Regions from separate parts of the Mus musculus genome. Here regions 1, 2, 3, 4, 5 and 6 are each linked to region 7. Evidence: chromatin loops called from intact Hi-C (ENCODE). Cell type or tissue: heart. All regions are shown on one strand. Region 1 has its middle 12 kb from the start of Gm22807. Region 2 has its middle 8.6 kb from the start of Peli1. Region 3 has its middle 57 kb from the start of 4932414J04Rik. Region 4 has its middle 8.0 kb from the start of Gm39608. Region 5 has its middle 61 kb from the start of Vps54. Region 6 overlaps Gm46273 (a long non-coding RNA gene). Region 7 holds the start of Gm32213 (a long non-coding RNA gene).

Region 1 (4,000 bases), 65 kb after region 7:
ACACACACACACACACACACACACACACACACACACAGAGATTATGCAAACAATAATAAATAAAATTTTGAAAATTAAAAATAAATGTATGTGCATGGATCCTATGCACAAAACAGATAAACTGGAAACGGAGAAATCAACAAGAAAGCATTGGAGGCACTGTTCAAGAAACAGTCACCAGACTAGTGGTTAAGTCTGCGCAGGGACCCCCAGCACACAGGGTAGATCTACAGGGGAGCTGGATTTTGCTTTTGCAAACCTGTGCTTTCTTGAGGAAAACAATAGTAGTTTATTTTTGTGTTCTTCCCACTGGGTTCATGCTTATGGGTGATATGTGCTTAGAATGGGGTCACAGCCCCTGCTAGAGCAACTGTACTAGGAACTGGAGGCTCAGGGCCTCCCACAGTCCCAGGGAAATCCCTGTCTGCCCGCCCGCCTGAGTGACTGCCTGCCAGCCTGTGTGCCTGTTTCATGGAGTAGAGCGGAAGCAGACGGAAAACCCCTTCCACTACACAGCTACACAGTGGGATCCAAAGCTACACCTCTGAGTTCCCACTCTTCTTAGCCACTCCACTCTTGGTGGTTTTTTCTGTCCCTTTGGTTGCTAGATTTGGTTTTTATGCCTTGAAGACTGGATACCCCTTGATTGTGATAGGGTCAAAGTGCAGCACCCTTTTAGAGGAAGCAGCATCAGGTTTGTTATTTTCCTTCTATTTCCAGTGACTCCCCAGTCCTTCCTTGTTTGAAATTTGCTGACATCCATCAGCGTGTTGGGTCCCCAGGAGAGGCATTTTAGCTTGTTGTATTTGTTGCTGAAACTCTAGTACCTACAAATGGCTACCGGAGTGGAGAAGCCTTGTTGAGTAGAACAGGGACATGAGAAACAGTGAGTGAGCTGGGAAATGAGAGAAGAGCGAGCGTCAACAATCCTTCAGCTCTTTTTGGTCACTCGTGTCTGTGATTTAAGCCGCCCTCTCTGAGCAAGGACTTTTGTTTGTTTGTTTGGTTTGGTTTTTCAAGACAGGGTTTCTCTGTATAGCCCTGGCTGTCCTGGAATTCACTCTGTAGACCAGGCTGGCCTTGAACTTATAAATCAACCTGCCTCTGCCTCCCAAGTGCTGGGATTAAAGGCATGTGCCACCACTGCTAAGCGAGCAAGGATTTCTTAGATGGGCTGCTCCAACCTACCCCAGGATTCCAAGACAAGAAAGGCTGGGGAGAGGGACACTGGAGAGTTACAGGAGGAGGAGACTGAAAACTCTATGGGAGCCCTGTTGCCTACTGACGTTTTTCCTGGCATCTGCCCTGTGGCCTGGGCCCAGTGCCCATGGAAGAAGGAGTTGGTTCGGGTTACAGTCAGGCCCACAGTCCAGAACAGGGGAGGAGCCTGTGTTTAGGGGTGGGGGGCCCCAAGGCAAAGAGTCCCCTCAAGCACTGTGGAGCATTAGGTTTTGAACGACTCCATTTAGAAGCAGAAGAAAAGCTCTTGGGAAATAGGAGGTCTCTGGCTGGCTTCCCAGGAGAACAGCAAGTTCCAGCCAACTGGAGCTCCGGAAGCAGGGAATTTGTGGGGAGGAATGGGGCACGGAGCAAGCAGACATCCTGACCACAGTTCCCCTGGAAGAGCTTTGCTCTCAAGTGAGCATGTTTCTGGAAATGGGGAGTGTTTGTCCTCCCAGGTTGTTATGCACACAGCCAGGGTATTGTGAACCTAGTCATTCCCTGGTGTGCATGTTTTCAGAAGAGGAGTATTATAAGCTATTCATAGTTCTGCCTGAACATTCTTTGGAGTAACGGGATAGACTTCAGCTCCACCTCTTCCTGTCTGAGGGCAGGAATGGGCCTGCCCTGCTGTCTCCAGGACAGGCTGGGAAATCACTCTTCTGGACAGCTCCCTTTCAGCCCACCAGAGCCGGGACCCGACAAGCCTCTAGGGGCTTTCGGGCTGTCAGGTGTAAAGCAAGTGAGTGTGCAATCATCCGCTCCCGCTGACTGATGGGGGCTGGGGGTGGGGTGGGGTGGGGTGGGGTTGTGGGGGGTTGGTGAACTCAAGGCAGGAGGCTCCAAGGAAGGGCCCAGGTGACATTAAGGAGGAGAGAGAACCAGTTATGAATTTTTAACTGTAAAAAGGTCAAACATTAACTTCATCCAAATAAAACCTAACATCAGTTGCAAGCTTTCGTTTTAGGACTCCAGCCATTTGTTAACCTACGACGGAGTGGGAGGGGGAACAGGGATGCTGGCATCTCACAACTGCTTTGTCTTGAGACCTCCCTCACATTGGCACCCAGAACCAAAGAGCTCCTTATTCAAGGATACTACTAGGACTGGAATCCCTGCAGACCTGGAGAACCCACATCAGGACAAAGAGACAGGGGTCAAAGGGCACTCCCGCAGAAGGCATCGTGAGAGTAGCACTGGTGACTGGGGGTGAATGGGTATGGTTGGGAAAGCTTGATGCATTCCACGGGAAAGGTGGGGCTGTGTAACCCCTCCCACCCAGCAACTCCACTCCTCTTTAATACCACACAGCACCAGTCCTTCATGCCTTTTGTCTTAAACTTACTTTACATTCTTACATATGAAAAAAAGACCCCAAATAACTCGTGTTAGGTGGGTTAAGCTGGTCAATACTTGCCATCTTAGTAGTGAAAATTAATGTGAAAGGTAATAAACTCATGCACACTAATATGAGTAAAATGTTTATGGGGGAAAAAACCCTCAACTCCCTATTTTCCAAAACAAATAATAGGCAGAACTTGGTGGGCAAGGGGCTCTGTCTGGCAGCAGCCAGCTGGCCTCACCCTGCATGGCTCTGCTGGGATACAGCTGCAGGGGAACTCCCTGGGGGGGACTGCAGGGGAACTTCACTTGGGAGGGAATGGAACTAAAAATGACAACCCTGCTGTACATTAGCAAAATAGCCCTGACTTCACAGACACTTCTGAGGATGTCAGGGTCCGCAGAGGCCCGTGACACACCTGACCATATTGTTCTGGGGACGATTGTGGAAGGAACTATGGACTTCAGAAGACATTGAGTGTTGAGAGCACATACTTCTGTAGAAGTTTGGGAGATGAGGAAGTTAAGAGCAGTGCAGATGGCGGAGTCCTGGTTTGTGACGCGTCAGAGGGATGCAAAAACTCTACGGGGCTATTTGTGTGAAGAATCTATGGTGTCTGGCCAGGTAGAGTTGAAGAATCAGCTGTGATTGACAGGAGACCAGCTGGAGAGATGGCTCAGTGGTGGCACTGACTGCTCTTCCAAAGGTCCTGAGTTCCAATCCCACAACCACATGGTGGATCACAACCATCCGTAATGAGATCTGATGCCCTCTTCTGGGGTGTCTGAAGACAGCTACAATGTGCTTACATATAATAAATAAATAAATCTTAAAAAAAAAAAAACAACAACCAGAACTACTAAAGTAAGACCTTTGCTTGGCTAATTGAAAATGGTCCACTGGGGCGGAGGAATCAGCGGTGATTAAGAAGAGACCAGCATCACTGAGGTGAAGTCTTCTGGGAAGTGTTTCCTCAGGGTCAGCACACAGAAGCTGTGGTCCTGAGGTGGCCAAGGTTGTACCTCATCTGGCAGCCAAGCTCGATAGCATAAGAGTCACCCAGGCTTTGAAGGCATGAAGGGGTCATGGGGAGCAGCTGAGTCTTGGCATGTGTGGCAGGGCTGGAGGCCCTGAACAGAGCCCAGGAGAGGCTGTTGGTAAAAGTTGAAGCAAGAGACCCAAGCAGCTTTGGAGATGCCAGTACCATGGGATGGCCACGACTGATGGCCACAACTGAATCCGTGGAGTGGAGCCAGTCACAGACTAAAAGATAGGCTGTCTGTGCTGCAGAGGGCCGAGCTGGAGGAGTGACCCAAGTCCCTTGGAGGAGCCCAGAAGATGGTTGAGTGAATCATTTGTACTGTTGGAGTTTAGTTTTGCTTTGTTAACATGTGACTGGGCTCTGGTTCTCCCCTCTTGAAATAAGAAACTACTTAA
Region 2 (4,000 bases), 290 kb after region 7:
GTTCTGTCACAACTTTCTTAAATATTGTTAAATATAGCCAGTCAAAAGTAACAATGTGGGCATCTGTTTTACAATGATCATCTAGGATACCTCGTCTTCTGTAGGAAAGTTTGCTTTTCAGCATCTCTCCCATCTGTTTATCACTGATGTCTCTACTAGTCTTTGGAATTCTCACATAGAGAAAAAAACGAACAAACAACAAAGCCACACAGCGAAAGATCTCCAGTGAGAACAGGAGACCTTGGGCTAATGCTTAGGGTGTGCTGCTGAGGTTGTCATGCTGGGGCCAATGCTTGCCGTAGGAGGGGAATCTGGTGGAGCTGCACAGGCTTCCGGGCTACACCTCGGCATGGGGTATAGCTGTTTGGAATAAAGACTGGAAGCTTCTGCTAAGATGTTTTCAGTCCAACAAGTGTCTTAGGGTGGTTATCTGGCGGGAAGGAAAGCTTAAGGGTGAAAGTGAAACAAAAGTCTATTGATACATTTGCTGTTGCCATTGCCCAAAGTAATAATAGATCTAATTCAGAGCGATGATACCGGTGGGAGGAGATGCACATGCTAAGTGTTCTGACTTCATCACAGTGAATTGTGCAATATTCAAAGTATTGCTCCATATCCAATAAATACATATGAATATTATGTGCCGAGCCTGTCTGTCTCTGTATGTGTGTGTGTGTGTGTGTATGTGTGTGTTTGTGTGTGTGTTAGGCCAGTGGACAATTTCAAGTGTCTTTCCTCAGGCATCAGCCATTTTTCTTTTTGTGACAGGGGATCTCACTGGCCTGGAGCTTACCAATGAGGCTAGACTGGCTGGACAGGCAGCTCCAGAATTTGCCTACCTCTTCAGTACTGAGATTGCAAGGCTGGGCCACCACAACTGCTTCTTTTCTTTCTTTTTTTTTTTTTTTTTTTTTTTTTTTCCCCAAAAGCATGGGTTCTGGGGATCAAATTCAAGTTCTTGTGCTTGCAAAGCAAGTGCTTTACCAACTCCAGTAAGTTGTCTTCTACACATGTACCATGGTAAGAAGAGAGAACACACACACACACACATATATATATGAACACAAAAATAAATAAAATATAATTTTTAAGTAAAAAATTTTAAAGTCAAGTAAACTATAGCCTGTGAGTTAAATCCAGCTACATACTTGCTTTGATAATAACATTTATAAGAATCACCCACATACTAAGAAGTAGCAAAGAGAGTTAGAAGCAGGCAATAATAATTGTTCCACAGATGCATGGAGAACATGGCCTTTATGCTATATGTTATTTTTATTATACCTGAATATTTTTCCAGCACGTGTGTGTGTTTTAGGCACTGAGGGTTAAACCTAGTGCCGCATCCATGCCAGGCAAGGACTCTGCCACTTCTTTACCTTCTTTTTAACTTTTATTGTGAGACAAGTTGTCCAAGTTGGTCTTGAAGTCACTCTGAGCTGTCCCCCAGGAGAACCTTGAATTTGTAATCTTCATGCCTCAGCCTCCCTAGTAGGATTATAGGTCTGCACCATTAGGTTTGTTTCTAAGAAAAATGTAATATAATATATGTATATGTCCATATATATTTACGTGCATATGTATGTATTACATATGTATCATATATTCTCTTACTTAAACCTAAAATTTTAAAATCTGGATATTTGAGAAGATTAGGAAATTACTTGGAGGTTCTATATGTGATAATGGTATTTATTATACTTTCGTAGGGCTGTTTCCTTTTTCAGAGTGGCATGGACAGATGTAAAAGAACTTACACAGCATTTGGAGTTGCTTTTAAATAACCAGTGGGTGTGGTAGAGGTAGAAACAACATGAGATTGACCACTCTGTGGAACTGTGGATGGTAGCGAGGGAGACTTGTGGGTCGCTGGGCCATGCTTGTTCTTACTGTATATGTTGAAATTTCCAATAATAAAAAGGTTTTAGAAGAACACTTTGGTTTTGTTTGCTTTTAAAGAAAACACCCCCATTGTTAAAGCTCAGGTTGGCTAAGTCTAGCAAATAGAACTGCCTGTGTGCTAACCTGAGATTTTGATTTTATCAGAAATAGAGACAGGGCCTATGACAGGAGCCCTGGCTATTAACAGCAGAAGCAGGGGGTGCAATGACTCAGGTCAGTGGGAAGGATGGGAGCTTTCTACGTGGCTCAGTGGGTGGAGTTGTGCAGCAACTTATCTCAGCAGTAACTGGAGGCAGCACTTCTAAGAGACACAGTGAGTAAGGCAGGAAATGAAACTATAAGGGAGACTCCCTAGAGGAAACAGCAAAACTTGAATTCCAGAAAGCTGGGGCTTTGGAAGCCAGAGAGGCGCAGCCCAGAGATCTTCAACCTGCAGAAATAACTCCTCAGGTCTATGGAGAAATTAAAGAGAAATAAACTAAAGCATTCAAGGGATAGCTTACTACTTGAATTACTAAAGGAACAGAGAACTAGTGGAAATTAATAGGAAGAAAGAATCAGGTTATTTGGATCTCAGCTTAACTGGAAGATCAAACAGAATCAGACTGTCATGAACTTATATTGTTCAACTCATCAAGTCTAAGTGAGTTAGTGTGTAGGTGGAGTTTGGCTGCTGTGAGTGTTTGTCTCTCACCTGTACTGTACTACCTCCAACTAGATCCCATCTGCTAAATTTCTTTTCTCTTTCTTTCTTTCTTTCTTTCTTTCTTTCTTTCTTTCTTTCTTTCTTTCTTTCTTTCTTCCTTCCTTCCTTCCTTCCTTTCTTTCTCTTTCTTCCTTCCTTTCTTTCTTTCTTTCTTTCTTCCTTTCTTTCTTTCTTTCTTTCTTTCTTTCTTTCTTTCTTTCTTTCTTTCTTTCTTTCTTTCTTTCTTCTAAATTTCTATTAATGGGCTAATCCACTGAATCCTCAGAAAATCACTTCCTCAAGGCCCCACCTCCAAATGTTGCTGCACTGGAGGACTAAGCCTTGAGCTAGGGACTATGAGCCTCTGGGAGACATCCCATGCCCAACTATAACAGTAAATCAGTTATCTTGATGGGTTCTTTCTACCATATATAACCAGACCAGAACATGCCATTGTGTTTTAGAAACAAAAACAATTACTATTTGTTTGTTTGTTCATTTCTTGAGACAGGTTTTCTTTATGTAGTCCTAGCTGCCCTAGAACTGGCTGTATAGATCAGGCTGTCTCTGCCTCCCAAGTGCTGGGATTAAAGGCATGTATCACCAGAAGCAATTTCTGTTGCATATTCTTAGTCACTCTACTCAAACACAGATATGATTTAGTATCTCTGTCAGAAATCTTTCCACAGATCCTATCACCAATTTTTTTTTTTTTTTTTTTTTTTTTTTTTTTTTTTTTTTTGGGATAAGAAGATGCTCATGACTTCTGTGCTGCGTACTTAGATTTTTCTGGTCACCATTCAGAGTCTAATGGCCCAGCTCATTCTTCTAAGCATCCTTCTAAGCTTTCTGACAGCTGGAGCTGTGTGAAGCCCTCCTGCTAGTCACCTGCTGTGTTAGCACCTTGTTTTAGTTAGGGTTTTACTGCTGTGAACAGATACCATGACCAAGGCAAGCCTTATAAAGGACAACATTTAATTGGGGCTGGCTTACAGGTTCAGAGGTTCAGTCCATTATCATCAATGTGGGAGCAGGGCAGCATCTAGGCAGGCATGGCACTGGAGGAGCTGAGAGTTCTACATCTTCATCTGAAGTCTGCTAGTGAAAGACTGACTTCCAGGCAGCTAGGGCGAGGGTCTTAAGCCCACACTCATAGTGACACACCTACTCCAACAAGTCCACATCTCTTAGTACCACTCCCTAGGCTAAGCATATACAAAACATCTCACACCCGCTTGTTTTCTAGGGTCCTGCATAGCTGCTGCCTTCTCTCTGACATAGTTTTCTGACTGCTTTCTCAGTAACTTGATTATTTTCTTCTGTACATTCCTGCTATTCCCTGAGCATATTTCTTTAAAAGCACCCATAAAATATGTTCCTTTATTTACTTGATTAAAAGGGTTTGGGGGGAAG
Region 3 (4,000 bases), 660 kb after region 7:
TAGAGAGAATTCTAGCTAATATAACATATAGCATTATTTATATTTTATACTTATATATTACATATAATTATATGTTATGTATAACACATACAATATCTAGTTCTTATATATTATATTTTGAATTATAATATTGATTATATAATATAATATTAAATGTATGATATGTGGTATATAATGTATTATATTTTATTAATTACAAATATATTTGTCATTCCTAGAACTGTTACTATAAAATATCACATATCATATAAAAATGTGAGTTATAAGACATTATGTATATTTCTTAGATTTGTTATTCAGAATGAATTTTATGCCTATACCATTTTGTATTTTAATGTTTTATATTTTTAAAAGCCAAATAAGACCAATCTAGAAAAGATTTTTGTACATTAATATTGCTTTAACATGCTAACTATGCCCAATCCTTGTTTATAGTGTTTGTAAATGCTACTTAACAGTGACAATTGGTCCACATGGTTTACTATTGCTATCTGTGTTGCACTAGTGAGAGATAGCCAGGTAGATAGATAGGTAGGTAGGTAGATAGATAGACAAAATAAATATGGAACTAGAAAATATCATCATAAGTGAGGTAACTCAGATCCAGAAGGACATGCATGGTATGTACTCACTAATAAGTGAATATTAGCCAAAAAAAGTAAAGACTACCCAGGATACAATCCACAGGACTCAAGAAGGTTAATAAGCCAAAGGGCCCTAGTGAGGATGCTTCAATCCTATTTGGGAGGGGGAAGTAAGCAGTCACTGGGGGCAGGGTTGGGAGGACAGAAGGAGGAACAAGGGAGGAAGAGGAAAAAGGGGGAACAAGATCGGGTATTGGGAGGGGAAATATGAGTGAAGCCCTGAGGATTAGCATTATGAACGGGAACAGGTAACCTTGGGAGGTGTGTGTGTGTGTGTGTGTGTGTGTGTGTGTGTGTGTAGCCTCTAGAATGTGCCAGAGATCTGGGAGATGAGAGACTCTCAGGACTCAAAGGGAGGGACCTTAGATGAAATGCCCAATGGTAGGGAGAGGGAACTTGTAGAGTCCATCTCCAGTAGAAAGACAGGGCATCAAGTAGAGGGATGGGGTTGCCATCCCATGGTCAAAAACTCTGACCCAGAATTGTTCCTGTCTAAAAGAACTGCAGGGACAAAAGTGGAGAAGAGACTGAGGGAACGGAGGTTCAGTGACCAACCCAAATTGGGATCCATCTCAAGGAGAGGTTCCAAGGCCTGACACTATTACTGATGCTATGGTATCTTACAGACAGGAGCCTAACATGACTGCCCTTCAAGAGGCCCAACAGATTGAGACAGATGCAGATACACCCAATAAATGCACTGAAATCAGAGGAAAGCCTGGAAGAAGTTGTGGAGGAGGGTGACCCCATAGGAAGACCAGCAGTCTCAAGTTACCTGGACCCCTGAGAGCTATCAGACACTGAGCCACCAACTAGGTAGCATACACTAGCTGGTACGAGACCCCCAACACATATACAGCAGAGGACTGTCTGGTCTAGCCTCAGTGAGAGAAGATGCACCTAACCCTGGACTTGAGACTCCAGGGCGTGGGGAGACCTGGCAGGGTGGGAGTGGGGATATCCTCTTGGAGATGGGGGTGGTGGTGGTAGTGGTGGGTGCAGGAGAGGAATGGGATGAGGAACTATCAGAGGGTGGACTGGGAGGGGGATAATGACTGAACTGTAAAAAAAAAAAAAAAAGATTAAAGATAATTAAAAAACAAAAATCTTCACACCGAATTTCAAGTGTTTGCTTCTTAGATTTTTATCAGAGTATTTATTCTACATAAACTAATTTAGCAAGTCAACTTTGTCATTTAGTCAATTTAACATGAATATGAAAGTGACTCACAGAATGACAGGAAGGTTTCTAGCATGACAAGTACATCACTCTTTAATAATAGCACATGAGTTTTGTTGCTCTTTGGAGCCATCTTCTGGTCAGTGGTGGATTACAGATAATGTAAGTTTTCCCCATGAATTTTTTTTTCCATTTTTTATTAGGTATTTAGCTCATTTACATTTCCAATGCTATACCAACAGTCCCCCATACCCACCCACCCCCACTCCCCTACCCACCCACTCCCCCTTTTTGGCCCTGGCGTTCCCCTGTTCTGGGGCATATAAAGTTTGCGTGTCCAATGGGCCTCTCTTTCCAGTGATGGCCGACTAGGCCATCTTTTGATACATATGCAGCTAGAGTCAAGAGCTCCGGGGTACTGGTTAGTTCCTAATGTTCCACCTATAGGGTTGCAGATCCCTTTAGCTCCTTGGCTACTTTCTCTAGCTCCTCCATTGGGAGCCCTGTGCTCTTTCCATTAGCTGACTGTGAGCATCCACTTCTGTGTTTGCTAGGCCCCGGCATAGTCTCACAAGAGACAGCTACATCTGGGTCCTTTCGATAAAAACTTGCTAGTGTATGCAATGGTGTCAGCGTTTGGATGCTGATTATGGGGTGGATCCCTGGATATGGCAGTCTCTACATGGACCATCCTTTCATCTCAGCTCCAAACTTTGTCTCTGTAACTCCTCCCAAGGGTGTTTTGTTCCCTCTTCTAAGGAGGGGCATAGTGTCCACACTTCAGTCTTCATTTTTCTTGAGTTTCATGTGTTTAGGAAATTGTATCTTATATCTTGGGTATCCTAGGTTTTGGGCTAATATCCACTTATCAGTGAGTACATATTGTGTGAGTTCCTTTGTGAATGTGTTACCTCACTCAGGATGATGCCCTCCAGGTCCATCCATTTGGCTAGGAATTTCATAAATTCATTCTTTTTAATAGCTGAGTAGTACTCCATTGTGTAGATGTACCACATAAAACCAGAGACACTGAAACTTATAGAGGAGAAAGTGGGGAAAAGCCTTGAAGATATGGGCACAGGGGAAAAATTCCTGAACAGAACAGCAATGGCTTGTGCTGTAAGATCGAGAATTGACAAATGGGACCTAATGAAACTCCAAAGTTTCTGCAAGGCAAAAGACACCGTCAATAAGACAAAAAGACCACCAACAGATTGGGAAAGGATCTTTACCTATCCTAAATCAGATAGGGGACTAATATCCAACATATATAAAGAACTCAAGAAGGTGGACTTCAGAAAATCAAATAACCCCATTAAAAAATGGGGCTCAGAACTGAACAAAGAATTCTCACCTGAGGAATACCGAATGGCAGAGAAGCACCTGAAAAAATGTTCAACATCCTTAATCATCAGGGAAATGCAAATCAAAACAACCCTGAGATTCCACCTCACACCAGTCAGAATGGCTAAGATCAAAAATTCAGGTGACAGCAGATGCTGGCGTGGATGTGGAGAAAGAGGAACACTCCTCCATTGTTGGTGGGATTGCAGGCTTGTACAACCACTCTGGAAATCCGTCTGGCGGTTCCTCAGAAAATTGGACATAGTACTACCGGAGGATCCAGCAATACCTCTCCTGGGCATATATCCAGAAGATGCCCCAACTGGTAAGAAGGACACATGCTCCACTATGTTCATAGCAGCCTTATTTATAATAGCCAGAAGCTGGAAAGAACCCAGATGCCCCTCAACAGAGGAATGGATACAGAAAATGTGGTACATCTACACAATGGAGTACTATTCCCCATGAATTTAAAGTTAAGCTTTTTGAACATCATGCACTCCCCATAAGGGGATAGCTAGAAATCAGTAGCCCAAATAATACCTAGAAGCAGTTTCTTCAAGAACAAAATAATGAGGGTCACTTAGAATGATGAAGAAGAGGGTCCTGGGTAGAAATGAGCATGTCCTCTATACTGCAGAATTATTTTAATTGTCTAACAGGTTTTTGTGTACTTCTTCCGGCTAATAGGATAGAAACACATACACATAAGCACACACATGCACTTTTAATAGCATGTACAAACTTAAGTGTATCTATATAGATCAACACCTTTCTTCTTTCAAACATTCATTACAAAAGAGAACTTCCTATCTGATCTCTTCCTATGGCA
Region 4 (4,000 bases), 96 kb after region 7:
AGCATGAAAGAAACAGTGGCCAGGGAGCTGCAGAGGGAAGCACTGCCCTGCTCAGATCTGACTGGGGCTTCAGAGAGTGTGGTGGCACAGAGAGTGGTTGGAGCAACAATGTGGTGTCACTTTTTGGTCCATACAGGGGTTATTAAGGGACACTGGTGGAGTATTGCCTCTTTTCTTTCCTTAATTCTAAATATTCATCAATGCACTTGAGAAATCTGCAAATGTGTTAGATAAAGATCCTATACAAAGCCCAGAGCCCTGAACACTTAAGGGGGCTTTGGCATCTCTCCATGCCAAGCTTGCTCTTTAGTCTCCAAAAGTGGCTTCCCTTGGCTTAGTCCTCTGTACATCTTGAAATCATTCCCTCAGCTTCTTCAAAGCTGACACAGCACCAGGAAGCCCACGCTAGGGCTGATGTCCTCCAGCCAAGCAGAACCCTTTCCAAAATGAGAACAAGTACCTACGTCCGGAAGCTGAAAACTGGCACCTTTCAAAAATGGTCATTTTCCAGGCTCAGCTGCCACAATCTCTCCCTGACCCCACCCCTCCATTTCAGGGCAAAGCCACTGACAATTAGCTCCAGCCACCTGTGTGTGGAGTTTCAGAAACTAGCTGTAACCCTGTAAGGCAAATGACAGACCATGTTACTGAGGCGTCCGTTGCCTCATAAGAAGCACAATGACGATTTATTTCATACAATATTTTTTAGGACTAAATGTGTTACCATGCAAGCACTATACAGAGTTTAGCACACAATGCTGTTCTCTTATCTCTCCTTTCTTAGCAACAGCAGCTTGGCTCTGATTCTGGAGGCAGCAGGTACTCATATGCTCATTTGCATGGTGAAAAGGATACTTTCCCCAAAGACGATTTATATTTCTTGGGTCTATCCAGATCAGGAGCTAGAGCAGGGCTAGGTTGCGGGAACAGGGATGTGATTATAAGGGCCAATAATTGAAGCCTTTGAGAGGGTAGTAGGAAAACCAGAGCCAACTCAGAAAGATCAGGAGACATTCAAACAACAGCTGATAAAGGTCCAAGGGAGGAGGAAATGATGAAGCTGTCGGGAGATGGATGCAATGCACATACTGTCCAGCTGCAGATCTATTCACATAGTGATTAGATCGACTGGAACATAACTGTCATGGGCACAGCACTCAAAGCCCACAATGTACCCCACTTACCCCTGTCAGTATCCAGTTTCAGCCTTGACATTTAAGGCCCATTGCTGAGAGAGCCACATACAGCATCCAGTTTTCATCCAGGAACAATTGGAGCTCTGGGTCACAGTGCCACCTTTTCTGCTCTAGCCACCACGCAGCACACAGCTCCTGCTGGGCTCCTTGACCAAGAGGAAATGCTCTGCCCTTGGCTGTGCCAGCCCAGGAGAAGCAGCAGGCAGAGGTCCCTTGAGCTGTGCATTGGCGAGGAGAGCTTCTAGAGGTATGGCTAAGGTAATACAGCGCTTGACTTCTTCATGAGAAATGCTCTCTTGAATCAAGGTGCTATTGAAAATGAAGCCTGGGAGCAGTGTCTTCCCATCTGAGACACAATGATGGCACCCTCATCACTGATCATCCCTGATGCTCTCTGAACATGACTGGTGTATGGCAGGGATGGACACTGTTAAGCTCTGCAGAGGTTTGCAGCCCCTGCTCCTTGGACACCCCCAGTGGAAAGAATAGGAAACTAAATGCAGTGTCTGTGTTAGAAAGCAGCTCTGCATCCCATGCAGAGTTGGGGCCTCACAGGTCTACTGCACCCCTTGCTCCTCTCTGCACAGGGCACAGCCCTTGCTGGGACACTGAATTCCAGCTGGCAGCAGAGCTGAGAAGACCCAGTGATGTGAGCAAGGAGATGTATGTGTAGCCTGGAAAGGGCCTGGAGAAGTGAGGAGCAGGCCTGGAGCGCCACCTGCCATTCCTAAGAGCGGGGTGAGGCTCGAGAATCTTGTCAAGTGACAAACCTCTATCACTGTCCCCAGGAGACAGTGCCATGAGAGATGGCCTTGTAGGGCAGGAAAGGAAGCAGGGAAGTGGGAAATGTTCTCAGGCTGAGAACATGGGCAGTGCTGAGGGTTCTATACAGAGTGACCAAGTCTGCTGTCTGTCCACCCCGAGAGTCTTCTTCGTGGTGGATGATAGAGTGGTCAGGCTGTCCTGAGACAGAAGAGATGAGCGGCTTTGTAAGAAGCTCTTAAGAGTGTGAGACCAAGGCCATCAGAGTTGTGTGAAAAAAGGAAAAAAAAAGCCTCTGTATAGTCAGTCAGCCTCTAGAGTAAGAAATGTTGGTGCTGTGCACATGAATGGGTGCAGTTCCACAGCAGAGAACACAGCTTGGTGGAAAGGCTACCGGTGAACTCCACCTTCCGCCTCTCTCCTCTGCAAGGCCAGAACTGTGCAGTGCACAAGCTGTGCGGCTGTAGGCTTGATCAGATTTTTACTGAGACAATCTGAAGTTGCAGCTTTTCTTAATCCTCTTCTAGATATTTATTTTATTTTAGGTGTATGAATGTTTTGCCTGCATATATATGTATATGCCTTATTATCAATGTGCTTGGTGCCCACAGAGGCCAGAAGAGGGTATTGGATCTCCTGGAACTGGAGTTATTGATGATTGTAAACCACTGTGTGGGTGCTGGGAACTGAACGCAGGACCTCTGCAAGAGCGACAAAGGCTCTTAACCACCAAGCCATCTCTCCAGCTCCTGCTGCGTTTCTTGAATGGAGGCAATATAGCCTATATAGTCTTTCCTTCTGATTCCAACCCTAGAATCAGTTGTTCTTACAGGAGGGGAAGCATTGCTTCAACACAGTCCCACTGGGAGAAGGGAAGCGTGTCCTTGGTTGTCACAGGCTAGACACTCACAGGAGAGCCCAAGCCCTGGGAGGGGATCACATCTGGTGCCTCATGGGAAGGGAGCATTGCCACAGCTTTGGGAATGAGGAAGAAGGCAGAGCTAGCATCCTGACGTATGGGGGAGACTCCTTTACCTAAACGTGGAAGTGCTGTTCTGGACACGTGAGGGAAGGGCCTGGCATTCCCTATGCACCTGTCACACTTTCTGGGAGAGTCCTAATGCCTGACAGTCTGGGAGTGGCAGCCAGGCAGCTCTCAGGGCCCGAGTGCATCTCTTTACTTACCCCACCCTCCACTTCTCCGGTGACCTAGGCTGATGGTTCTGTTTGTCCAGCTACTAGCCAGGACTTGCTCAAGCAGGAAAACGCACAAGCTCCAAAGACAAGTTCTCTAGCTGCCTGGCCCGGTGGCAGGCCAACCCACGGAAGAGAGAACACAAAAGCATGCACGCATGCATGTGTGAAGACATGCACACGTGTAAGGGCGCTGTGGGAGTGTCTGGTTCTATCTTAGGTCTCTGGGCCATCTGGCCTCTGGTTTCTTTTCTGGTCCTCCAGGAATCAGGGAGTCTGCATGGTTCTAACCTAGGCCCTCTGCATATATTTGTAGCTTGGTATATTTTGTGGGACTCCTAGTAGTAGACGCTTTTTCCTGCTTCGGAGACCCTTGTCCTCCCACTGAGGACCTTACTATGAGGGGAGGCGCCTAACCTTATTGCAACTTGATATGTTATGTTTGGTTGCTCTTCCTAGGAAGCCTGCCCTTTTCTGAAGGAATGGAGGAAGAGTGGATGGGACGGGAGGGGAAATGGGAGGGAACTGGGAGGAGAGCGGAGGAGCTGGTCAGGATGTAATTTAATATATGAGAGAAAAATGAGTTTAAATATATAAAGAAAAATATATAAAATAAGTTATTAAATGAAAGCATACACGTCAAAAAACAAAGGAAGGAATAAAGGAAGGAAGGAAGGAAGGAAGGAAGGAAGGAAGGCAATAAATGTTTCCATAGGTTGGATTACAGTGGGGGGACATCGATCTGGATGTGAAGTGAATCAATAAGCAAATTACTGGAAAAGCCTGTAGGGCATTTTCTCAGTGATGGATGGGGAAGGGCCCAGTCCATTGTGGGTGGTACCATCCCT
Region 5 (4,000 bases), 380 kb after region 7:
AGGGAGGAAGAAAGGCAGAAAGAAAGGAAGAAAGAGAGAAAGGAAGGGAGGGAGGGAGGGAGGAAGAAAGGAAGGAAGGAAGAAAAAAGAAAGAAAGAGAGAGAGAAAGAAGGAGAGAGAGAAAGAAAGAAACATCAGCTTCCCCTATGCAGTGCAGACAGCAGTTGGCTTGGGGACAGGAAGTGGCTCACAGCCCACCTAGGACACTGTTACTCTACAGTGTTTGTAGAAAGCCTTCAGCTGAAAACAGTGTATGTCAGAAAAGCTTATAGTTGGGCCTGCCTTAGGGAAAGAATTAAGTTCTTTCAAATGAAGCAAGCTGGACCTTCTATTATATCCCAGAACAATGTAGGTGTATTTTAGCTGTTCCTTGTAAACCATGGATATATTATCAAAAGCCTTCTCCACCACCTTCTTGATAGCCTGATGCAAACACCTGTAAGTTGTAGCAATAGGTCTGAGTGCCTGGCCTATGGCAGCAGGCTTGGCAGTGTATGTGATGCTACTGGGATGCAGGCTGCTGTGAGAAGCTCTGTTTCAATCTGCTGCCAAGTTCAGGAACACTTACCTCATTAGTGAGGCGTGTCCATTCTAAACAACTAGACTTAGCAATGCGTCCTGGTCTTCCATCCTAGGCCATTGCTATTCAGTAAAATATTCTGTGATGACAGAAATTGTCATCTATGTTGTGTGACAGATACACCTGGCTGCTGAGCTTCTGATTTATGTCTGGTTTAGCTGAGGAACTGAGGTTTTAGTTTTAACTTTATTAAATTCATAGTGATTTCACTGATCTGCCCCAGCTCTTTACCATTTCTAGTCTAATCACCACACTTCCTTAAGACACGGTGGATTCATCTATAGGGACTATGGAGATATCTATAGGGACAGTCACCTATATGTGTCTCCTCATTTGCAATGTTTCAAACAGCATCCTTTTCTACATAGCATTTTTTTCTTTCAATTAGATATATGTGTGTCTGTCATGGAAGCCAGAAGAGGGCAGAGGGACCCTGGAATCACAGGCAGTTGTGAGCCAACTGCCATGGCTGCTGACAACCAAAATCTTAAGTGCTCTGAAGTGCTGAGCCATCTCTCTAGCCCCATAGCATTTTCTTGATAAATAGACTCATTTCATTTCTTAGTGTTGTAACAAAATTCATGACTCAAGCAGTTTAAGGGAGGAAGGGTTTGATTTAGCGCTCAGTTGGAAGACACAGCCCATCACAGCAGAGAGGTCTTGAGGTGATAGTCACATTGTATCCATGGTTGGTAAGGGACTGAGAATTGCTGGTACTCAGCTTGCTTTCTTCTTTATATTCCATCTTGGGTCCAAGCCCATGGAATGGCCCCACCACATAAAGGGTTGCCCTGCCTTCCCACCTTAAGTTAACCCAAACTAGAAAGTCCCTCATAAATATGTGCAGAGTTTATCTCCTAGGGGATTACTAGATCCCGTGAGGTTGACAGTAGTAATCATCACAAATGGTGATCCTGCCAGTAAGAAAACTGAGCATCAGGTTTCTAGCGTCTCCACCAAGATTCTCCACCACGTCTGACTTTTTACTAAGAACTTTGCAAATCTGTGTCCAAATAACTCACTGTACTTTCTAATTTAGCAGATTAGTTTACACGGCTGTTTACAGATCTGTAATGAAAAGGGGGGTACTTCTGCTATCAGATGCATTTTCAGTACACGGCTAATGATTTATGTTCCAAGTCTCTGGGGAAGTTCTGTGTTGTCCTGTGTCTAGCTCAGAGCCATTTTCTGAACCTCATGCTGACACCTGTGCCCACCATGTTTGGTAGTGTCTTCACTTGGCCAGATTCTCCTAGGGCATCTGACTAACTCCTTAGAGACAGTGTCTCTGCGGCCATCTCTGGAAGATACACACATATCACCATGCCAGGGTCCAGGCTCCTGTACACCTCTCTTCTTTAATAAATCCACCACTTCAAGACTTGATGCTTGTATCAGAGGAAGACAAACACTAAACTATTGAAACCAAAGCCAGTTTTGCATTGGCTCTTCCCCTCTCTCAGGGAAAGGCTGCCACCTGCTGTAACACATTAGCAACAAGGGGTTTTCAACAAGGTCATTGAACACTTAAATCCTACATTCAAAATTAATGTGCATACAACCTCACTGCCTGCCGTTCCCTGAGCCGGGAGTAGAAGCAGAAATGTAAACTACAAGCACTGAGTAGAGTTAAACAGAAAGTCACCCATTGAAGGGTACCCACGAGAAACTGTCATCTCCAGAATCAAGGATGTCCTTCACCACTCAGCAGCAGAAGCTCACATTAGCTCATTGTAATCTTAGGTAAATACTGACTGGTTTTCTACTGCCTTAGCCTTTCTAGTTCTGTGTGTCCTTATTCTCTACAGCACTAGCAAGGCTTTGACACATGAGAAGACTGAAAGAGAATACAGGTTGACAACTTGGGAGACAGCAGCTCTAAGCTCGATTCTGGCTCCCTGCAGGAGCACCAGAGTCAGGATCCCAGCACTGGGATAATTTTGTCAAATAAATACTTTTTTTTTGTTTATTTGTAGCCTACCTGCTTGGTGCGGTTAGTATGTCCAAAAGAAGCAAGTTTGCATGGCTGAGAAAAACCAAAGTGAAGGAATTAGGGACATGACACCCTCAAATTTGCTGCTTGGGTGTGTTGATGATCTTAAGATAAAATCTGAAAGTCAGCAGATTCAGGGAATGGCTCTTTCTGAGCTTCCTTATCTGCCCAAGGACAGGTTTTCTAAAAGGAACTCAAGGGGAATAGGTTCCTCTCTGGGAGTTTCTCGTCATCACGGAAACAAGCCGTGTGTACACTACACCTACAGTGTTTGCAGCAGACCACTGTGTGTCTCATCTGTTGGGAGGATCTCCTCATCTGTCCCAGATTGCTAACTTGTCCATCTTCCTTCTGAAAATGGAGTATGAATCTCTCGCCTCCTTTCATTGGCTATCTGATGGTTCGTTCTTTAGCTGACAGCTGTAGCATATATACATTGCAGTGGCTTTTTTTTTTTTTCCTTGCTACTCTGCTTCCGGTCAGATACTTCACAGATGTAGCTATTTTCAGAGAAAAAACTTACCAGGTTTCCTCCAGAGGCTGCCAGATACTGTGCGGGTATTTGACAAAAGTACCATCCATTCTGTTACCCCAAACCCAGAAAGAATAAAACCAGGCAGCAAGGCATTAAAAAAAAAATTCTTGGAAGATAGAGAAAGGTCTTGCTCACACAAAGACAAGAATAAGGTGATGACGCCCAGTAGCCTCATTTCCAGAATCCTGTCTCTTCTCCTCCACTCTCTACCTCCATCCTGGGTCAGTACTGTGGCCTCTGCCACACAACAAGTATAAAGAACAAGAATGTTTCACCTTGGCCTTCAGGCCGTTTGCCACCCCAGCCGCTTCACTCTTTTTTTTTTTTTTTTCTGTTTTTTTTTTTTTTTTTTTCGAGACAGGGTTTCTCTGTGTAGCCCTGGCTGTCCTGGAACTCACTTTGTAGACCAGGCTGGCCTCCAACTCAGAAATCCGCCTGCCTCTGCCTCCCGAGTGCTGGGATTAAAGGCGAGCGCCACCACGCCCGGTTGTCTCTTCACTCTTAACAGCAATTCTAGGAATGTGACAGACTGAGGACCTAGTTAGTGATTTCAGTGTTGGGTAGACATAAGTATGAGTGAACTTGTGTTTATAAATGAATACCAAACTTCAAAAAAAAAATACAATTAAAGCAAAAGTAGGAGGAAATACAAATAACTTCAGAACAAAAATAGCTTTGAAAAGAAAGCCTCAGAGTGGAAGAAGTAGTCTTCTGAATACAAATGATCAGCCCTGAAACATACGTGCAAGTAACATGCAGATTAAGCAGGCTATATTTAGGAATATGTAGCTCAGCATGTGGCACATGCATTTAATCTCAGCACTTGGGAGGCGGAGGCAGTTGGATTGCTGTGAGTTCAAGACCAGCCTGATCTACACAGCAAGTTTCGGGA
Region 6 (4,000 bases), 120 kb after region 7:
AGAGAGAACTGAGTCCTTTGCCTTCCACAACCCTGCCAGAAGCGTCAGTTATGGAGAGCTACACCTCAGCACCCTATCACACTGTTGTAAGAGTTCTCTTCACTGGCTTCCTGACGAGGCTGTTACTTTTGCGGGGTAGTTGGGGTGGGTAGAGGTTGTCACAGAAGCCTTCCATGTCCCTTATTTCAACTGTGTGTCTTCAGTCATCCATATCACAGCAAAAGAAGCCTCCTTGCTCTTCACAGCCAGTGGGGGATGGGACTGGGCACACATGGCATGGTATGGATGACCAACCCAACACAGACTGATGGATCACAGGGTCCACGTGGTTTCTGGCGACAGCACAGACCACAAACATAGCTCCCCTCTGCAGTAGGACCCCTGGCCCAGACAAGCCCTGACAAGCCCCGAGAGGCAGTGGGGCGCAGAGTTGTTAACACGGCCTGCAGCTGTAGCAGGCCTGTAAACATCAATGCATCTTCAGGCTGCAGCACAGACCGCCGACATCCTCATGGTGGCCACTTTCTGTAATCTTCCTGTAGATGTGCCTCCAGTTCATGAAACCTTAACCCAGTGCTTCTCAACCCACGACACCCATAGGGGGTGTTGACTGATCCTTTCACAGGGTCACCTGCGACCATCAGAAAACACAGATATTTACATTATGAGTCATAACAGTAGCAAAATTACAGTTATAAAGTAACAACAAAAATAACTTTATGGTTACAGGGGGTGGGGAGTCTCACCACAATATGAGCAACTGCATTAAAAGGTCACAGACAGCATTAGGAAGATTGAGAACTACTGCATTAGCCAAAGAAAATGGCTTTCTTCCTAGTGATCTGGTCTTTAAGAAGGCAAGGGAATATTAAAGTAAAACCCTTTCCAATATCTGGTGGTTGCAAGGACCTGTAATTTAACCACCAGTGTTAACAGGGCAGGCTGTCTGGGGAAAGATACATTCAGCTCCCAAAAGAGTCCTCTGAGGGCCTACTGTGTCTGAGACAGCTGGCTCCTCATTGTGTCCTCATGGTGGGAGAGGCTAGGAGCCTCCCCTCACACTTGTCCCCCAACTCTGCAAAGTCCAAAGTCTCTCACCACAGGAAATCCCATAGAGTAAGCGGTGAGGAAGAGAAGGCTGGGACTTTCTTATGAACAATTAGACTTCCTATACCCAGACAGACACTGCCAATGGAAACACTATTGGCCCAAACTGCCGTTAACCGCCTGATCTGGTGGGCATCATGAACAGCTTCATTTTAAACAGACATAAGCCCCAGCAGTGACAAGGAGGCCTGAGGGTGTCAATCACTTTATCTGCTCACTGACAGTGCCTGCAGGTGTGGAGAATGCTCCAGATGTAAGCAGGAAACTGCTTTGGAATCCATCAGCCCCAGCACTGAGCTCTCAAGGTTGGAAGAGGTGCTCAGAATTGAACTGGGGACAATGAGGTCCTGTGCTCCCCTGGAAGGGCAAGGCCTAGCATAAGAAGGCCTGAGGTCAGATTGTGCTGGCAGCTCTGACCCGGTGGGGACAGAAGACTCAGCTGTGCTCATAGAGGGATTCGCCTTTTTCTTTTCTTTCTCCTGCACCTCCTAAGGAAGAAAGTGTTTTTCTTCCTGCTCTTCAGGGGATGGCAGAAGTTGAAAAGGAATATATTTATAGCTGGTAGCGAACTTAGGGTCTCAGCATCAGGTCTAGTAACCTCCTTCCATGACCGCATCTGAAAAGGGTGGGGTGGGGAGCAGCAGAGGCACAAGGGAGGAGGGTGCCTTGAGCTGAGACAGTTTGCTGGGTAGTTCTCTATCATCTTGAAACAGATTAGCGTCATCCAAGAGAAGAGAACCTCAATTGAGAAATGCCTCCATAAGATCAGGTTAAAACAAGCTTGTAGGGCATGATCTTAATTAGTGATTGGTGGGGGAGGGCCCAGCCCACTGTGGGTGGGACACCCCTGAGCTGGTGGTCCTACGCTCTATAAGGAAGGGCTGAGCAAGCCATGAAGATCCAAGTCAGTAAGGGGCACCCCTTCGTGGCCTCTGCACCAGCTCCTGCCTCCAGGTTCCTGACCTGTTTTGAGTTCTGACTTCCTCTGAAATATGAACAGAAATATGGAAGGGTGGGCCAAATAAACCCTCTCCTCCCCCAGTTGCTTTGACCATGGTGTTTTATCACAGCAATAAGAAGCCTACCTACAACAGATAGGAAGTTGATTTATGTTTGTGGAATGGATTGAAGTAGCCCCCAAGTCTCTAGCAAGATTAGTACTTCTCTCAGAAAACAGAACCTCACAGGAAAAGGAAGTGTTTGACGGCTGGAAAACGCAAGGGTCTGGCGCCACCTAGTGTCTTTTCCTGCAAGGGGCTGTTCTGCCTACGATGAGAGACAAGAGTTTGGTGGGAGATGCTGAAAAGCCACAGTCCTGATATGTCTCAGACAAGGTTGTTGGTGGAGGGGAAGGAAGCAGGAGTGACTCAAACGTAATATTTAGAGTCCAAGTCTCAATAGATTGGCTCACACTAGAAAAAACAAACAAACAAACAACTTGGTGCAATTTGATGGCTCCCGTGTTTCTCATTTTCAACCCAGTTTTTTAGAGCTCTCAGAACCAGTACACGGGCTGTTTACAGATTCCTCAATCTGCTTGTCACCGACCCCCTCAAATCTTGACCGTCAGCTTCAATGATGCCAAGTTCTGGCTCAGCACCTGACTACCCTCTAACTTTAATGTTACAGCCTCTGTGTGCTGTTTCCTGTCATTAACTTATTTATCATTCAGAGAAATGGCTGCAGAGTGGCTATTAGTACCCTCCGTTCCACACATGAGAAAAACCAGTGCTGGGGAAGGGAGAAGGTATCTGACTGCCCCACATGACTACACACGCACGTGCATTTTTCAGGGGTGGGAAATACTGGTGTGTGTGTGTGTATATGTGTGTGTGTGTGTGGTGTGTCTTGGGACATATTCTCCTCAGATAAGAACTGCTGCAGGTGAACACATGTGCTGTGGAGCTCTGCAGGGTGTGAGGTGCATGCGGGTGTGGGGGAAGGATCGGTGTGAGGGTGTGAACATTGTAGAGCTCAGGGGGCACCCACTGTGCCCTTTCGTACCCCCCGCCCCCCGCACAAAGAAGTTTATCTTCTTCAAAATGGATTCCAAAACACAATACAACCTCCACACACCCCCTCACAGACCACACACACACACACACACACACACCCCACAAACCCAACCTCCACACACATCCCCGAAGACCACACACACACACACACACACACACACACACACACACACCAGTGTTTCCCACCCCTGAAAAATAATCAGTGTTGCTTATTTTTTAGAGTTAAACTGGAAGACAGCTTTTCCAATAAAAGTGTGGTGGCCGGGACTGCATGCACGTCCCTTAGCGGAAGCGGGACAGGCAGAAGCAGGACGCTCTAGTCAGCATGTGTGATTTGCAGGAGGAAGGGCCCCAGAGGCTATTTCCTGTGTCGCTGGAAGGACACAGAAGGGAATTGTCTGTGGCTATCCAGCAAGGCTAATGCAGCCACAAGTCAGCAGTGCACCCCAGCCCTCACAGGAAGTACCACACACAGATACAGCTTGGCATCCCCTCTCCTGATACACCCACTTTGAAAATCTCCTGATTCTTCACAGGCTTTTTCTAATTTAAGACGCCTCCACCAGCTTGGCAAATGTCGAGCTTCTCCACTACAGAGGAAATGGCTTGGAGAGGCTCCAGAGGAACAAAGGCCTCATTAGGATCAGTCACTTATTCTGAGTACACATGGCCAAGAATCTTTATTGATGATCTCATATACAAATGCAGTGGTAATTAAGACCATAATGCAAATGACTTTAGCTTAGTAACTCCCTCTGTAAAAGAAATTTGCAAAATTAAGTCTGAGATTTTCGAAACTAGGTCTTTTTAAAAAAAAAAATCCCCTCTATTATAATTAACCCCTTTCCTCCATGCCATCCACCCCTTGGTAATGAAAT
Region 7 (4,000 bases):
GGCTCAGAAAGCCTGTCTGTGGCTGATTCAGCACCTCACAGTGCGGCTCTGTTCACAGTGGCCCTACTGTGTGTCCTCCTACGGTGTGTATTCACACTGTGTGTACTCCCTTTCTTTGTTCTTTCAGAGAAAGCATGTCTTCAAAGTACAGTCTCCCTCTTGTTATTCAGTTCTCTGGTGATGTTCACAAAGGCACTAATATTAATGAAGGTTCTATTCTTTTCTCTTGCTAGAAAGTCAACATTTAAGAATATTTTAGAGAAGGGAGGCAGCATATCCCTTCATTGCAGCCTGCTCAGTGGACTCTGTACTTATTTGAAAACATCTGTGCCCTATGACTGGGCTAAGAGGACAGGCTTCCATCTTTAAATGCTTCCTGTCTTGTTAGTGACGTCTTAGCTCTCTGTAATTGACAGCATTTTTGGATGTTAGAGACTGGCTTAAAAAACAATCTTTTCATAGCTGACCCTCCATGTGTTAATCAAAAAATGGGAAGAAGAAGAAGACCATTGACCCAAATCATGGCCAAATTCATTAAAGCAAGTGATTAATTAAAGCAAGCTTTTCTATTCTTGTACACAGGCTGCCTCTCCCTAAGACAGGGCTTGAGAGGTTAGCCTTGAACATGAGGAAGACAAGGGTTTTACAGCTCAGGGGTCAGGGGTTTCCAAATAGGGGATTTGGCAGGCCAAACAGACCACCTCCTGAAACACAGACTTGGTTCCAAGGTGGGTGTAAAAAGATAGTCATACACACTTTGGAAACAAAAGTAGGCTTTAAGATGGTTATAGATAACTTTTTGAAACAAAGACATGATTGTCCTTCCTGGAACAGGCAGTACAGAACCATTTGTAGTTAAGGTTACAGGTGGGGTGTAGCCTAATCCTTGAGAAACAGAGATTAATCAACAGGAACTAACCTAGTTTGTCTTTACTGTAAGATGGCTTTCAAGCCTAAGATGGAGGAGGGCTGGTTCTTCACATGTTCTGTTTCTGAGTGAGTGGCAGTCAGTCTACTGTGAACAAAGAAGACAAAGTCGGATGTAACATGGATCCTGGAAGAACACCAGGCAAAGGACCCACAGAGCCAGGGTGACAGGCCTACAACACAGCTCTGTGCTGATCTAGATGTAGACTTGAGAAACGCAGGCTCCTGGACTGAGCAGTTGGTCAGAGCTCAAAGCCACACTGCCAGCAGCTCCAAGCACCACGGGGAGGTCTCTTTTACTATCTTCTACTCTTCTCTGAAGCAGATTAGGAATGTCAGGGAGAAAAGTCGTTGAGAAAACTGCCTTGGGCAAATCTTAATGTTCCCTGTTGTAAAGCTAAGGGGACCAGAATTGGCCCATTCAGAAATGTGCTTTCATCTCATGGGGGCATCTTGGGAAGCCCAGTTCAGTTAGGGCCACCAGGGAGGCCACACTGCACTTAGTGGGTCGGTCGCAAACATGAGGGTGCCTCAGACAATCCTGTGAGGCTTTGCTAGAGCAGAGACAGCAGGGCCCCGTCCAGAGATCTGGAGGTTCCACGCAGACACCTACAGGCCAGAGCAGAGCCAGTCAGTGGCAGCTTTCAGGATGCTTAATACTCCCTCCCACCTTCAGGGGTCAGCATAGTTCTGCCTTAGTCTAGGGCCAGTGCAAATGCGGAGTTGGTTCCTAAGAGGACTGCTCCCTCTATGCTAGCCAGTGTGTCTCATTCACTGTGGCATGTCCAGGGTTAGCTCTTGCCTCAGCAGCAGGGTCCAATCGACGTCCACAAATTGTTCGTAGGTGAACAAATTCATATCTTTTCACAAGATCTAGTGGAAGAGAAAGGCAGATAGTGATAGTGAGCTTTGAGCATGATAACTCTAACAGAGACAGTCATTACTGTCTCTGAAAGTGAGAGCATCTTCTAACTCTGGGGGAGATTTCTCCCCTGTGAAGTTCCACATGCTATCACTGGGACTCAAGGCTCTGGACAAGGAAAAGGCTGCAGGGGCAAAGTCAAACCAGCAGGGGGCACCGTACCCTTGCACCACAGACGTAGGATGGCATCCCAATACTTATCATTACAATAAATCCATCTTGTGTCCTGAATGCTGGTCTTCCAGGCAAACCAGCCTCAGTTTTCATCAGGCCAGGTCCGTGTGCTTGTGAGAGGCCGTCGGAAGCAGGCCGGCTGACAGTGGACAGTCTCTCTGAGAAGGAAGCAGCTGGTCTTCACCTGAGACTTCGGTTGCTTCCTCAGCTGCTTCCAGCCCGGTGTGTACAATTCTGCCGTACACTGGTGACCTGAGGTAGGTACTGGTGGGTGGCAGAGAGCTCCATCTACGTGGCTATGGAGAAGCCATCACCCAGGACGAGTGAGAGTTCCAGAATAGTGTCTGTCTGTCCCGCAGTGTGAGATCCGGTGGAACTGTGCTTTTGTTTGTTTTGGGGTACTTATGGGGGTGGGGGTTTGACATTGTTGATGTCTTTCTGGGGAAGAAATTCTTGAATCATCTTTTTATACTATAAAATGCTGCATTTTTTAAAGGTACGAATAAATAAACCACACACACAGAAATTTCAAAGTTAAAGCGAGCCTGGTGGGCACACATGTAATTACAGCATTTAGGAGGCAGAGGCAGGAGCAGAGGCAATGGATCACAGTTAAATTTGAGGTTAGGTTGGTCTACACCATGAGTATCAGGCTATCCCGGGCTACATAGTAAGATTCTATCTCAAAAAGCAAGTGCCATCCCCCAAAACAAACAAAATGCAAACATTTCTCAAGCTGAGCCAAAGCCTTCAGTCTGTGAAGCAATCAGACTGATCCCCAAGTGCAGGGAACACGGCTTCAGCAAATGGCAGGTCCTCTGTTCTGCATGCTTCCAGGCTGAGACTTGCCTTGTGTGAAAGAGGCAAACACTCAGAGAGGCCTGGATGGAGTTGAAGGGGCTCTGTGGGGGAAGAAATCAAATCAAATTGAAGTAAATCAGGACCCTTTTCCTGCTCCATCCTTTCAGCCACAGCCTGGGGACATGCTTCCCTTAGCAGCTAATCATCTGTTCTTATTTGCTTACATACTTACATCATATTACTTACATGCATAAACATACTCATACATGCTTATATCTACTCTTTACTGCTAGTGGCAGATTTGCATTATCCTATGAATATTTAGAAGAAGGGGGCCACTTGGGCTCCATTCTCAGTGGGAACACTGGTTGGGTCTCTGAGGGTGGCTCTGAACTGGTACTACATCATTCCGACACTCTCTCAAAGTCCCTGTAGTGAGCATGGGGCACAGTCAGAACATAAGATGGGCTACAAATGGAGGACATATAACTTTACATAATGCATTTGGAGACTAACCTACAGCAGACTACTGAACAACAACGGGCCCTTACGGGCATCACATCCTGCCACCTCTCCTAACAAACTGACAAGTGCTTAGAATCTGAGCACCACTCACACTGCCCTTCCTCATTCTTTTTGTCACAAGTCCCCCAAGCTGCTTTTCCCGTAAACTTGGTCTGCTCTGATAGTGGCATTATTTTCCAGTCATTACAATATGGCACTCTGAAGTTATTTTCTAACCAGTTAGCACCTTTGTCTTCTCTAACGCTACCCCCAGTGTTTGTTCTACATGATCTAAAGAGCACTCATTACCATGAAATTCCCCTGCCTAAAAGCCACCAACAGCCACACATGATGCTACAAGCCTATAATCCCAATCCCTACACTTGAGAAGTTGGAACAGAAAAATTTAATGTTCAAGACCAGCTACATAGTGAATTCCAGGTCAGCCTAGGCAAATAGAGAGGGGAGAGAGGGGGGGGGAGGAAGGAGGAGGAGGAGGAGGAGGAGGAGGAGGAGGAGGAGGAGGAAGAAGAAGAAGAAGAAGAAGAAGAAGAAGAAGAAGAAGAAGAAGAAGAAGAAGAAGAAGAAGAAGAAACAGTTCCTGAGAAAGAGGGACTAGAAATATTTTGCTTTTTAAGTTCTAGTCCTTTGGGAGACTATTCATTGTGATCC

The links. Peaks named below come from ENCODE experiments on the same cell type or tissue, not always from the same donor. Only the 100,000 strongest peaks of a DNase experiment are listed, where the experiment ranks them.
Region 1: it touches region 7 in a loop (2.9-fold over the local background); 3 of 42 quality-filtered maps call a loop at or near these places.
Region 2: it touches region 7 in a loop (2.0-fold over the local background); 4 of 42 quality-filtered maps call a loop at or near these places.
Region 3: it touches region 7 in a loop (11-fold over the local background); 26 of 42 quality-filtered maps call a loop at or near these places.
Region 4: a loop joins it to region 7, with 5 times the contacts of the local background. A loop is called at or near these places in 8 of 42 quality-filtered maps.
Region 5: it touches region 7 in a loop (6-fold over the local background); 27 of 42 quality-filtered maps call a loop at or near these places.
Region 6: a loop joins it to region 7, with 8 times the contacts of the local background. A loop is called at or near these places in 39 of 42 quality-filtered maps.

The regions. Positions count from the first base shown.
Region 1 is chr11:20,857,691-20,861,690 of GRCm38, forward strand. No RefSeq gene overlaps it. Among named protein-coding and RNA genes, the nearest start is that of Gm22807, 12 kb to the left of the region's middle. In heart, a CTCF peak has its summit at 1,916; DNase peaks (open chromatin) are centred at 431, 1,451, 1,851 and 2,361; H3K4me3 peaks cover 613 bases; H3K27ac peaks cover 1,000 bases.
Region 2 is chr11:21,080,729-21,084,728 of GRCm38, forward strand. No RefSeq gene overlaps it. Among named protein-coding and RNA genes, the nearest start is that of Peli1, 8.6 kb to the right of the region's middle. In heart, no CTCF peak of the experiment used is centred here; a DNase peak (open chromatin) is centred at 2,163.
Region 3 is chr11:21,451,979-21,455,978 of GRCm38, forward strand. No RefSeq gene overlaps it. Among named protein-coding and RNA genes, the nearest start is that of 4932414J04Rik, 57 kb to the right of the region's middle. In heart, a CTCF peak has its summit at 1,949 (motif pointing left); no DNase peak of the experiment used is centred here.
Region 4 is chr11:20,888,773-20,892,772 of GRCm38, forward strand. No RefSeq gene overlaps it. Among named protein-coding and RNA genes, the nearest start is that of Gm39608, 8.0 kb to the right of the region's middle. In heart, a CTCF peak has its summit at 1,916; no DNase peak of the experiment used is centred here.
Region 5 is chr11:21,176,493-21,180,492 of GRCm38, forward strand. No RefSeq gene overlaps it. Among named protein-coding and RNA genes, the nearest start is that of Vps54, 61 kb to the right of the region's middle. In heart, a CTCF peak has its summit at 2,062 (motif pointing left); a DNase peak (open chromatin) is centred at 2,059.
Region 6 is chr11:20,911,803-20,915,802 of GRCm38, forward strand. Gm46273 (a long non-coding RNA gene) reads right to left here. Exons shown (of 2, transcript XR_001780166.2): 2 at 1-631. Among named protein-coding and RNA genes, the nearest start is that of Gm32293, 3.5 kb to the right of the region's middle. In heart, a CTCF peak has its summit at 2,348 (motif pointing left); DNase peaks (open chromatin) are centred at 2,339 and 3,509; H3K27ac peaks cover 2,670 bases.
Region 7 is chr11:20,792,792-20,796,791 of GRCm38, forward strand. It overlaps Gm32213 (a long non-coding RNA gene), which reads left to right and starts at 1,829. Exons shown (of 3, transcript XR_872288.3): 1 at 1,829-2,280. In heart, CTCF peaks have their summits at 1,623 and 1,961 (motif pointing right); DNase peaks (open chromatin) are centred at 1,610 and 2,000; H3K27ac peaks cover 787 bases.